2 separate regions of the Mus musculus genome follow, and region 2 is linked to region 1. A link is a loop called in an ENCODE intact Hi-C map of the cell type or tissue named here. Cell type or tissue: left cerebral cortex. All regions are shown on one strand. Each heading gives the region's core, and the rest is flanking DNA. Links, peaks and the distances in the headings are about the cores only.

The links. Peaks named below come from ENCODE experiments on the same cell type or tissue, not always from the same donor. Only the 100,000 strongest peaks of a DNase experiment are listed, where the experiment ranks them.
Region 2: a loop joins it to region 1, with 2.7 times the contacts of the local background. A loop is called at or near these places in 1 of 42 quality-filtered maps.

Annotation. Positions count from the first base shown.
Region 1 is chr17:34,885,431-34,890,592 of GRCm38, forward strand. No RefSeq gene overlaps it. Among named protein-coding and RNA genes, the nearest start is that of C2, 5.9 kb to the left of the region's middle. In left cerebral cortex, for the core only: no CTCF peak of the experiment used is centred there; no DNase peak of the experiment used is centred there.
Region 2 is chr17:34,669,433-34,674,594 of GRCm38, forward strand. It overlaps Tnxb (tenascin XB), which reads left to right and starts at 1,103. Exons shown (of 33, transcript NM_031176.2): 1 at 1,103-1,472; 2 at 1,623-3,455; 3 at 3,805-3,920. The coding sequence starts at 1,103. In left cerebral cortex, for the core only: a CTCF peak has its summit at 2,145; no DNase peak of the experiment used is centred there; H3K4me3 peaks cover 888 bases.

The sequences.
Region 1 (5,162 bases), core at 462-4,461:
TGGGCCTAGTGGCACACACCTTTGATCCCAGCATCCAGGAGGCAGAAGCAGGTAGATCTCTGAGTTCAATGCCAGCCTGGTCTTCATAGTGCGGTGCAGGCCAGCCAGTCTTACATATGCATAGGGAAACCTTGTCTCAAAAGTAAATAAATAAATAAAATTGGGAATGAATAAATAACTTTGTAAAAAAAAAAAAAAAAACCCCAACTGAGCAAAGGATGAAGTTGTGGGATACACTGAAGCTGTGGGATACGCTGAAGCTGTGGGATACACTGAATCATCCTGAAGTTATATCTGCAGGGACCATAAGCTGTTTCCTGACTTCAGTTACCATGAGTCAGTTCCTTGGAGCCAAATCATATTCTAAATTTCTAAAATTCCAACTGCTGAGATCAAAAAGCTTGGAGTGGTGGCTCATGGCTGTAACTCTAGCACTGAGTCGGGAGGATCAGGAGCGCAAGGTCATCCTTCAGTTCTGAACAAATTCCAGGACAGGCTCAGCTAGCAGAGACCCTGTCTCAACCCCACCCCACCCCACCCCCCAAAAACAGTTGTGTGGAAGAAGGGAGTCAGAGAGGCTGAAGCAATGGCTCAGTGGGAATCAGGAGTTGCTGATAAGCCTGCAGACAAGCCTGCATTCAACTTTCTAGATTCATATAGTGGGAGGAGAGAGCCGACTTCTCAATAGTTATACACACACACACACACACACACACACACACACACACACACACACGCTTGTACATATGCATGCATACACACACATCACATGTGTATCCCACACATACATTCATGTGAATGCACACACATGCATGCACAAGCACACATACATGTATACACACATGTGCACAGGCCTGCACACACATACGCACACCAAATTGGAAACTTCTAGTTCTTTGGAAAGTTAGTTATGTCAAATGGTGTTTTGCTGGGGCACACAGGCGAAAGGATGTCTTGCTTAAGCAAACATGTGAAAGACTGTTTTCCTGAAGCAGACAAAGGTGAAAGGATGTTTTGACATAGCAAACACGTGAAAGAATGCGTGATGAAGTATAAATATGACCCCACAGACATGGGGAGCATGAGAATTGGTTTGGTTTGCTCCACTTTGCTATTCTTTGCTAAAGACACACATGTATTGGTTCACTTTACATGGTGTTGTGAGCTCCACTGTGATAACGCTGCCAGTGAGAGAAACTCACCTAAGATCTGCTCAGGAGGTTCCTGGCAGTTTCATCAGGATTGAACCACAGCTACCCAGTGTCTGCTTGCTGAACGGACTGGACTGTAGCTGCCTTGTGTCTACCTGCCTAGAGGGCTGGTCTGCAGCTGCTAAACTGTATTTGGTGTTTGCTACAGGACTGAACTACTGCCAAAGAAGATCAACTCGCCCGCAAAGAACTATTGCTGAACAGGACCGCTTCCCCCATATCCTAACAACTTTTCTCTTCTACTACCTCTGCTGGGTGGTGGGCTAGAGGAGAGGTTGAGCCCTTATTAAAAGTAGGTCGCAAAAAGTTTATGCTTACACACATACACACACAAGTAATTTTTTAGGGGATGGGTGGGGCCTGGTGACACATAGTTCTAGTCACTGATCGGCAGATCTCCCCGAGTTCAAATTCATAGACAGTAGAAACAAGGAGTTGAAGTGACTTTGAACTTGCTGTCAGGCAGGGGTTGATGTGCATGGTAAAGGGGATGTGTGTGTGTGGGGGGTCTGTGTGTGTGGGTCTATGTGTGTCTGTGTGTGTGTATCTCTGTGGGGGGGGTCTGTGTGTGTCTGTATCTGTGTGTGTGTGTCTGTGTGTGTGTGTGTGTTTGTGTCTGTGTGGGGAGGGAGGTCTGTGTGTATGTGTGTCTGTGTGTGTGTACTGGTTCTCACAGAACCCAGCTGTGGGAACCATGCAGGTTACTTATCAATACTCCCAGTTTCTGCCTCCCAGCCACAGGACAGAACCAAATGTCTGAGTCTTGCTGAAGTTACAGCTGAAAGACCCCCGAAGATGGGAGGCCCTCACTTAATTGTAGGGATGATGCGACCCCCCCCCCCAAGAACTCACGAGAGACTGTCCTTGCTGCAATTGCACAAGGTTTATTGACAGGAACCAGTGCACTGGGGCCGACTCGTATCCCATGCAGGGGTAGAGGAGTTCAACCTCGAGCAGCTGGGAAAGGGGGTATTTAAAGGAAAAACCATAACCCAAGGGGGTAGGGAGGGTGTTATTGGAAAATACTGAAAATACCAGTGAAGAATCACAAGGGGGAACTAAAAATCACAAGGGGAAACTCCCTGCTTCTCAAGATTGTTCTCAAGATTTTAATCTTTGTGGTCGGCCAGGTCCTGGAACAAGGTCACTGAACCGGCTTGTATAATTATATGTTCTGTGGTCAGCCAGTTCTCAGAACAGGCTGCTTCAGAGACCAACTATTTTTCTTTCTTGGCTCTAACTTGGTCTAGGGGGTCAAACTTAATTTTTCTACCTTACACAGCCAAGTGGCATTAGACAATGACTGTGAGCAGGGGTCCTACACATCAGAAGTCCTTAGTTAGCTGACAGAGCCTCAGAATGCACTCAAGAGACAGAAGCAGGAGGATTGCATAAATTCCATGCTTCTCTAACCTACATTTACCAGGCCAGTCAGGGGTACATAGTGAGACTCTGCCTCAGACGAGCGAACAGATGTGGTGAGTTTCCAATGTAATACTGCCAGGGGTCTCTTCTCCTTCCTTCTGAATCACTAAGTCAGGAAACGAACCCAGGGCTTCTTGTGTAATACTTGGCCAGGCACCGCTGAGCCACCCCGGTCAACTACCAATTTGTGTTTGCTTACATACTGCTCAGTTTTGGCTTTTTGAGACAGGGTTTCTATGTATAGTCCTGGCTGTCCTGGAATTTGCTTTGTAGACCAGACTGGCCTTGAACTCGGAGATCTGCCTGTCTCTGCCTCCCGAGTGTTGGGATTAAAAGCCTTTGCCATCAGACCTGGCTGCATATTGGCTGTTTGACACCGGGTCTCAAGAGATCTGGCAGCAGGATAGGAGCCAAAGACAGCCTTGAGGTGAGTCTCCTCATCCCCCTGCCTGAGCCTTGAGGTGAGTCTCCTCATCCCCCTGCCTGAGTCTTGAGGTGAGCCTCCCACATGCTGGGATGGCAGGCATGTCTATTAGGCCAAGTTGTGTAAATTTTTTAATTATTTAATTATTTCTTTTAGTTTTGAGATTATAATTTAATTACATAATTTCTCTCCTTCCCACTTCTCACTCTAACTTCACCGGTCTCTTTCAAGTTCATGGTCTCTTTTTCCATTAGTTGTCATTACATACATCCAACATATATGTGTGTCGTATATATTCATACATACATGCATGTACATATACCATATATGTGTGTATGTATATATATATATATATATATATATACATACATCTATGTATATATACCACATGTATATATGTATATATACACACACACATACATATGGCATATACATACCTAAATACATAAGTATGTGCTCAGTCTGTATAATGTTACTTATATGTATGTTTTCCTGGCTGACAATTTGGTATTGAGTGACCAACTGCTGTGCTCTTCCCTGGGGAAAGCTCCGTCTGCTCTCAGCTTTCCTTAGTTGCCTGCAGTCCTTTGTGTAGGGCTGAGGCGTCATGGGCTTCCCCATCTGCTCTGGCATGTCCATCTGTCCATCCGTGCCATCCTTGTCCAGTTCCTGTTTGGTGGTCATGTTGGTGAGACTTTAATGGACGGAGTTTCTGATGTTCCTAGAAAACACAGTCTCATAAAAAAAACTCACTGATTCTCAGGCTTTGACAGTCTTTCCATCCCTCTTCCTCAATGATCCCTGAGCCTTAGGTCCAAGGGTCATATTGTCATATCCATTGGGAGTGGGCTCCACAAGTCCACATGTTGATGGGTTGTGGCTTTCTGTAACTGTATGTCTGATGCCAAGAGAACTTTCTTTGAAGGGGGAGGGGTGTGGACTACCCTTGTCTGTGGTATAAAGACAATCTTTAGGATATGGTTAGGGGAAACGTTGTAAAGTGCTGGTTGGTTATAGGTTCTCCTCCAAGAGCCATGACTTCAGTAGCTGTGTGTGGTTGGCTAGGCATGATTGCCCTCCTGCTAAGTGAGTACCAGGTCTGATTTTATTTATTTTTATTTATTTTTTATTTTTTATTTTATTTATTTATTTATTGGTTTTTCGACAGGGTTTCTCTGTGTAGCCCTGGCTATCCTGGAACTCACTTTGTAGACCAGGCTGGCCTCAAACTCAGAAATCCGCCTGCCTCTGCCTCCCCAGCGCTGGGATTAAAGGCGTGTGCCATCACGCCCAGCTAGGTCTGATTTTAATATCACCTTTTCCTTACATTTCCTTATTCTATGTTTTTTTGTTTGTTTGTTTTTTTTTTTTTTTTTTTTTTTTTTTTTTTTTTTTTTTTTTTTTTTTTTTATGGGGAGCATTCTCCACGATGCACTGTGGAGGTCGTAGGCCGTAGGACTTACGGGCATCTGTTCTCTCTTTCCCCTGTGTGGACCCCAGGGTTTGAACTCAGGCTGGAGGGAAAGTGCCTTTACCCACTAGCCCTAGTAACTTTAATGATTTTTTAAATGTTAAACTTTTGCTTTACAAACAAATTTAAAAGGACTCTTATCATTTTTATGCTGCGTGTATGAGTGTTTTGCCTGTGAGTAGGTAATGTGCCCCATGTGTATGTCTGGTGCCCTTGGAGGCCAGCAGAAAATGCCAGATTCCCCTGGGACCAGAGTTAGAGACCCTTGTAAGCTGTCACGTGAGTGCTGGGAACAGAACCTGCAACCTTGGCCAGGGAGTACAGCTGGGCATGTTGGTGCACGCCTTTGATCCCGCACAGGGGAGGCAGAGGCAGGCGGATATTCGAGTGGTGGTGACTGTGTTTTAACCCAATCCCAATTGCTCGATATTACAATGAAAACTTGGGCCCAGATGCTGTGCTGAAAGCCTGCTGGCTCAGACAGGCAGAGAAAGCACCCAGGTGACCTTCCTCCTCAGTCAACATCCCAAAAGCAATGTCCCTCTCAAAAAACTTCCTTCTCACTCAATATCCCTCCCTTCTACTTCCTGACGGCCTCTCTAGCCCTCCTCCTTGACTCCTTCTTACTCTC
Region 2 (5,162 bases), core at 499-4,498, 220 kb before region 1:
AAACAAACAAAAAAGTGATTGTTGGCTGAGCATAGTGGTGTCTGCTGGTCATCTTGGCTTTGCGGAGGTAGAGACAGGATGATCAAAAGTTCAAGGCCATCCTGGGCTGCATAGTGGATGTGAAGCTAGCCTGAGCTACAGGAGACCTGCATTAAAGAAAGAGAAGGAGAAGGAGGAAGAGAGAGAGGAAGAAGAGGAGAAGGAAGAAGAGGAGGAGGGAGAAGAGGAAGAAGAGGAGAAGGGAGAAGAGGAGGAAGAAGAGGAGGAGGAAGAAGAGGAGGAGGAAGAGGAGGAAGGAGGTGAAAAGAAGGTGGAGGGGAGGAGGAGGAAGAGGAAGAGAAGGAGGAGAAGAAGAGGAAGAGAATGAGGAGGAGGGGAGGAAGAGGAAGAGGAGAAGAGGAAGAGGAGGGGGGAGGGGGAAGGGTAGAGAAAGGAGTGGGATGGACTCACTCTCACCCCTACAGGAGTCTGTCAGGCTGTGCACTGGGCACTGGGGAGCTGGTCCAGGTGTTTGGGGAAGGCCATGGCCTCTGTACTCATCGGCCAGACTCCCTTGGCACAGACGTGTTGGCACCAACCTTATCCAGCAACTTTTCATGCTAAGCACATGCAGCAGAGTGGGGTCAGGCGAGGTACCTGTTCTCATGGGATGCTGAGTGCTATGTGGAGCGTGGGCGGGCCTCTGTGATTGGGAGGGTGGGGACAAGCGGCTCTGCCCGACATGAGGATGGCCTGAGTAAGGGCAGAACTGTTAAGATGTCAGCTTGTAGGCGTCAAAAAGAGCATTCTAGACAGAGGGGGCAAAGCACAGAGGCCTTAGGGTAGTCTTTGCAGAGCAAACAGAAGATGGGTTTGGAGCATAGTATCGGTGAGAGGAACACGGTGAAGGAGGGAAGACAGTGAGCAGACGACATCAGAAAGAGACAGACCAGATCTGCCCAGAGAGGCCCTTCTTCAGCTTTGGATTTTCATCCATGTGTGAGCTGAGTTTGTTGCCAGTAGGTGTTCTGCTGATGTGTGCTGGAGATGAGGGGAACTGACCTTTACTGAGTCAGTTCTCACACGGGTGTTTTTCCCCCCCCTCCCCCCAGCCTTCTGAACCATGGCAGCTCAGTGCACCCCGTCTATTCTGACCATCCTGGTGTTGCTTGGCTTAGCCAGAGCAGGCCCATTCTCTCCTCGGTCTAATGTGACACTTCCGGCCCCACGGCCCCCTCCCAAGCCCGGTGGTCCTTCTTCTCAGCTGTACGAGCATACTGTGGAAGGAGGAGAGAAGCAGGTGGTGTTCACCCATCGCATTAACCTGCCCCCGTCAGCCGGCTGCGGCTGTCCCCCGGGCTCTGAGCCCCCGGTGCCTGCTTCAGAGGTGCAGGCCCTGAGGGTCCGCCTGGAGATCCTGGAGGAGCTGGTAAAAGGGCTTAAGGAGCACTGCACAGGAGGATGCTGTCCCACTGCGGCCCAAGCTGGCACAGGTGAGCCGCTGGTGGGGTGGGGGAGGAGGGGGGGGGAAAGAGGGTGGGGATGGGAGAATCGCCAAGCAACTAGGAGCTAAAATGACCTTTTGAAAATAAGATGTCCATAGGACACTTACACGGGCTGGGTCTCACTTCTTATTGCTCCAGGCCAGACTGACGTGCGCAGCCTCTGCAGCCTCCACGGTGTCTTTGACCTGAGCCGCTGCGCCTGTTCCTGTGAGCCTGGCTGGGGTGGACCCACCTGCTCAGACCCTACGGACACAAAGACGCCCACCTCATCGCCGCCCTCCAAGTCCTGTCCCGAAGACTGCAACGACCAGGGACGCTGCGTCCGAGGACGCTGCGTGTGCTTCCCCGGCTACAGTGGCCCCAGCTGTAGCTGGCCCTCTTGCCCTGGAGATTGTCAGGGGCGCGGGCGCTGCGTGAAGGGCGTGTGCGTGTGTCGCGCGGGCTTCTCAGGCCCTGACTGCAGCCAGCGCTCTTGCCCTCGCAACTGCAACCAGAGAGGACGCTGCGAGGAAGGACGCTGCGTGTGTGACCCCGGCTACTCCGGTGAGGACTGTGGGGTGCGGAGCTGTCCCAGGGGATGCAGCCAAAGAGGCCGCTGCGAGAACGGCCTCTGCGTGTGCAACCCCGGCTACTCTGGCGAGGACTGTGGGGTGCGGAACTGTCCCAGGGGCTGCAGCCAGAGGGGTCGCTGCGAGGACGGCCGCTGTGTGTGCGATCCCGGCTATAGTGGCGAAGATTGCAGCATGAGGACCTGCCCATGGGACTGTGGCGACGGAGGGCGCTGCGTGGACGGTCGCTGCGTGTGCTGGCCCGGGTACTCGGGCGAAGACTGTAGCACGCGGACGTGCCCGCGTGACTGCCGTGGCCGGGGCCGCTGCGAGGACGGGGAATGTATCTGTGACGCAGGCTACAGTGGCGACGACTGCGGTGTGCGGAGCTGCCCCGGGGACTGTAACCAAAGGGGCCACTGTGAGGATGGCCGCTGCGTGTGCTGGCCCGGGTATACTGGAGCGGACTGTAGCACGCGCGCCTGCCCACGGGACTGCAGGGGCCGCGGGCGCTGCGAGGATGGCGTGTGCGTGTGCCATGCGGGCTACAGCGGCGAGGACTGCGGGGTGCGCAGCTGCCCCGGGGACTGTCGCGGCCGTGGGAACTGCGAGAGCGGCCGCTGCGTGTGCTGGCCTGGGTACACAGGCCGAGACTGTGGCACGCGTGCCTGCCCCGGTGACTGTCGTGGACGCGGGCGCTGCGTGGACGGCCGCTGCGTGTGCAATCCGGGCTTCACTGGCGAGGACTGCGGGAGCCGTCGGTGTCCTGGGGACTGTCGCGGACACGGCCACTGCGAGAACGGCGTGTGCGTGTGCGCTGTGGGCTACTCTGGCGACGACTGCAGCACTCGCAGCTGTCCCAGCGACTGCAGAGGCCGCGGCCAGTGCCTGAATGGGCTCTGCGAGTGCGACGAAGGCTACTCGGGTGAGGACTGTGGCATAAGACGGTGTCCCCGCGATTGCAGCCAGCACGGCGTGTGTCAGGATGGCTTGTGCATGTGCCACGCAGGCTATGCGGGCGAAGACTGCAGCATTCGCACCTGCCCGGCCGACTGTCGCCGGCGTGGCCGCTGTGAGGACGGGCGCTGTGTGTGCAACCCAGGCTACACCGGGCCCGCATGTGCCACTCGAACCTGTCCAGCTGATTGTCGTGGCCGTGGGCGCTGCGTGCAGGGAGTGTGCATGTGCTACGTTGGCTACAGCGGTGAGGACTGTGGACAGGAAGAGCCTCCTGCTAGTGCCTGCCCTGGGGGCTGTGGGCCGCGGGAACTGTGCCGCGCCGGACAATGCGTGTGTGTTGAGGGCTTTCGAGGCCCAGACTGTGCCATCCAGACGTGCCCAGGTGACTGTCGCAGCAGGGGAGAGTGTATCCAGGGCAGATGCGTCTGCCAAGAAGGCTACGCTGGGGACGACTGCGGGGAAGGTGAGCCAGGCACCTTCTCCAATACTCTGGGGCAAGAGCAGGGATTCTGGTAGCAGGAGCCTGAGGCATAGGGACCTGGAGGAAGAATGGAGGGAGTTGTATAGTGAGGGGTCGGTCAGAAGGACCCCGACCACCAAGGGTAGTGGAACCACAAGCACATGCCAGTGGAAAGTCTCATCTTTAGATCTTTTTAAAGCTTCTGTGTTCAGGACATGGGGAAATTTGAGGGACCTGCGTTTGGGTAGTGGGAGCAAAGATGTGCCCTTCAGTGTGGCCCTGAGTGCCTCCTCGGAGAGCCATGGGGATGCTGCTCCCGGCTAATCAGCTTGTCTTGTTCCATCCTGGGCAGAGATACCAGCCATCCAGAACATGAGGATGCATCTTCTAGAGGAGACAACAGTCCGGACAGAGTGGACACGAGCTCCCGGTCCTGTGGATGCCTATGAAATCCAGTTTATCCCCATGGTGAGGCCAGATGGACAGAGTTGTGGGTGAAAGGAGGGGAGGGCTTGCCTTGTGCAAGAGACTCCTGAGACTCCAGATGACGGGCACCCGAGTCTGCTCCAAATGCCTTCTTAGGCTGCCCCAGCCTGGCACAGAGGCCTCATCATTGGTCTGTGGAAGCTAGGTGATAATGATGATAATGATGGTGATGATGGTGATGATGGTGATGATGGTAATGCTGAACTCGATTCTCCTGGCTGCTCAGTGTATGGCAGTCATTGATAGGGGCTTTTGTTTGTTTTTGAGATTTATTTATCTTACGTATATGAGTACACACACACTATCTCTGTCTTCAGACACACCAGAAGACGGCATCGGATCCCATTACAGATGGTTGTGAGCCACCGTGTGGGTGCTGGGAATTGAACTCCTGACCTCTGGGGCAGCAGCCAGTGCTCTTAACCACTGAGCCATCTCTCCAGCCCTGCTGTTAGTTTTTGTTGCTGAACTCACATCAGCTCCCATTCTGCACCCGTCCATTTGCCTTGGCCGGGCACCAGCATCAGGGTACATGGTGCTGTCCTTGCTTCCTATGCTCGGGGTTCTCAGCCACCACCTCAGACTCCTCAGGAAAACCCCCACCCTCTCCCCCAGCCCTGTGCTCTGCTCTCAGACTCTTTACTGATCCATGCCTCTGCCCCCAAAACAGGGAGATCCAGGGGCTGACTTGGGACCCATGACGTTTTCTCAGTTTCTATGTACTGACCTGCACTCGACACAAACTCTCCGTGGTTTTGGTCATGTTTGCTTATCTTTTTATTGTAAATCTCATGGAAGCCCAAAGCAAACAGAACATTGAGAATTGATAGACAAGCAGGCCTTTAATCCTAGCACTCGAGAGGCAGAGACATGCAGATCTCTGAGTTTGAGGGTAGCCTGGTCTACATAACTAGTTCCAGGACAAGCAAGGGCTATGCAAAGAAACTCTGTCTCAAAAACAAACAAACACTCCAAAACAAATAAATAACACCCCCTCCAGAAAAAAATAAAAAAAGACAAAAATATAGATAAGCAAAAAGGAAGGAGATAATAAAGGAAAGAAAAGAAGGAAGGAGGAAGGGGGAAGAGAAAGATGGAGGGAGGGAGGAAAGAAGAGGGAAGGAAGAAGGGAGGGAGGAAGAAGGAAAAAGGGAAGAAAGGATGGAGGGAGGGAGGAAGGAAAAGAGGGAGGGAGGAAGGAAAAGAGGGACAGAGGAAGTGAGG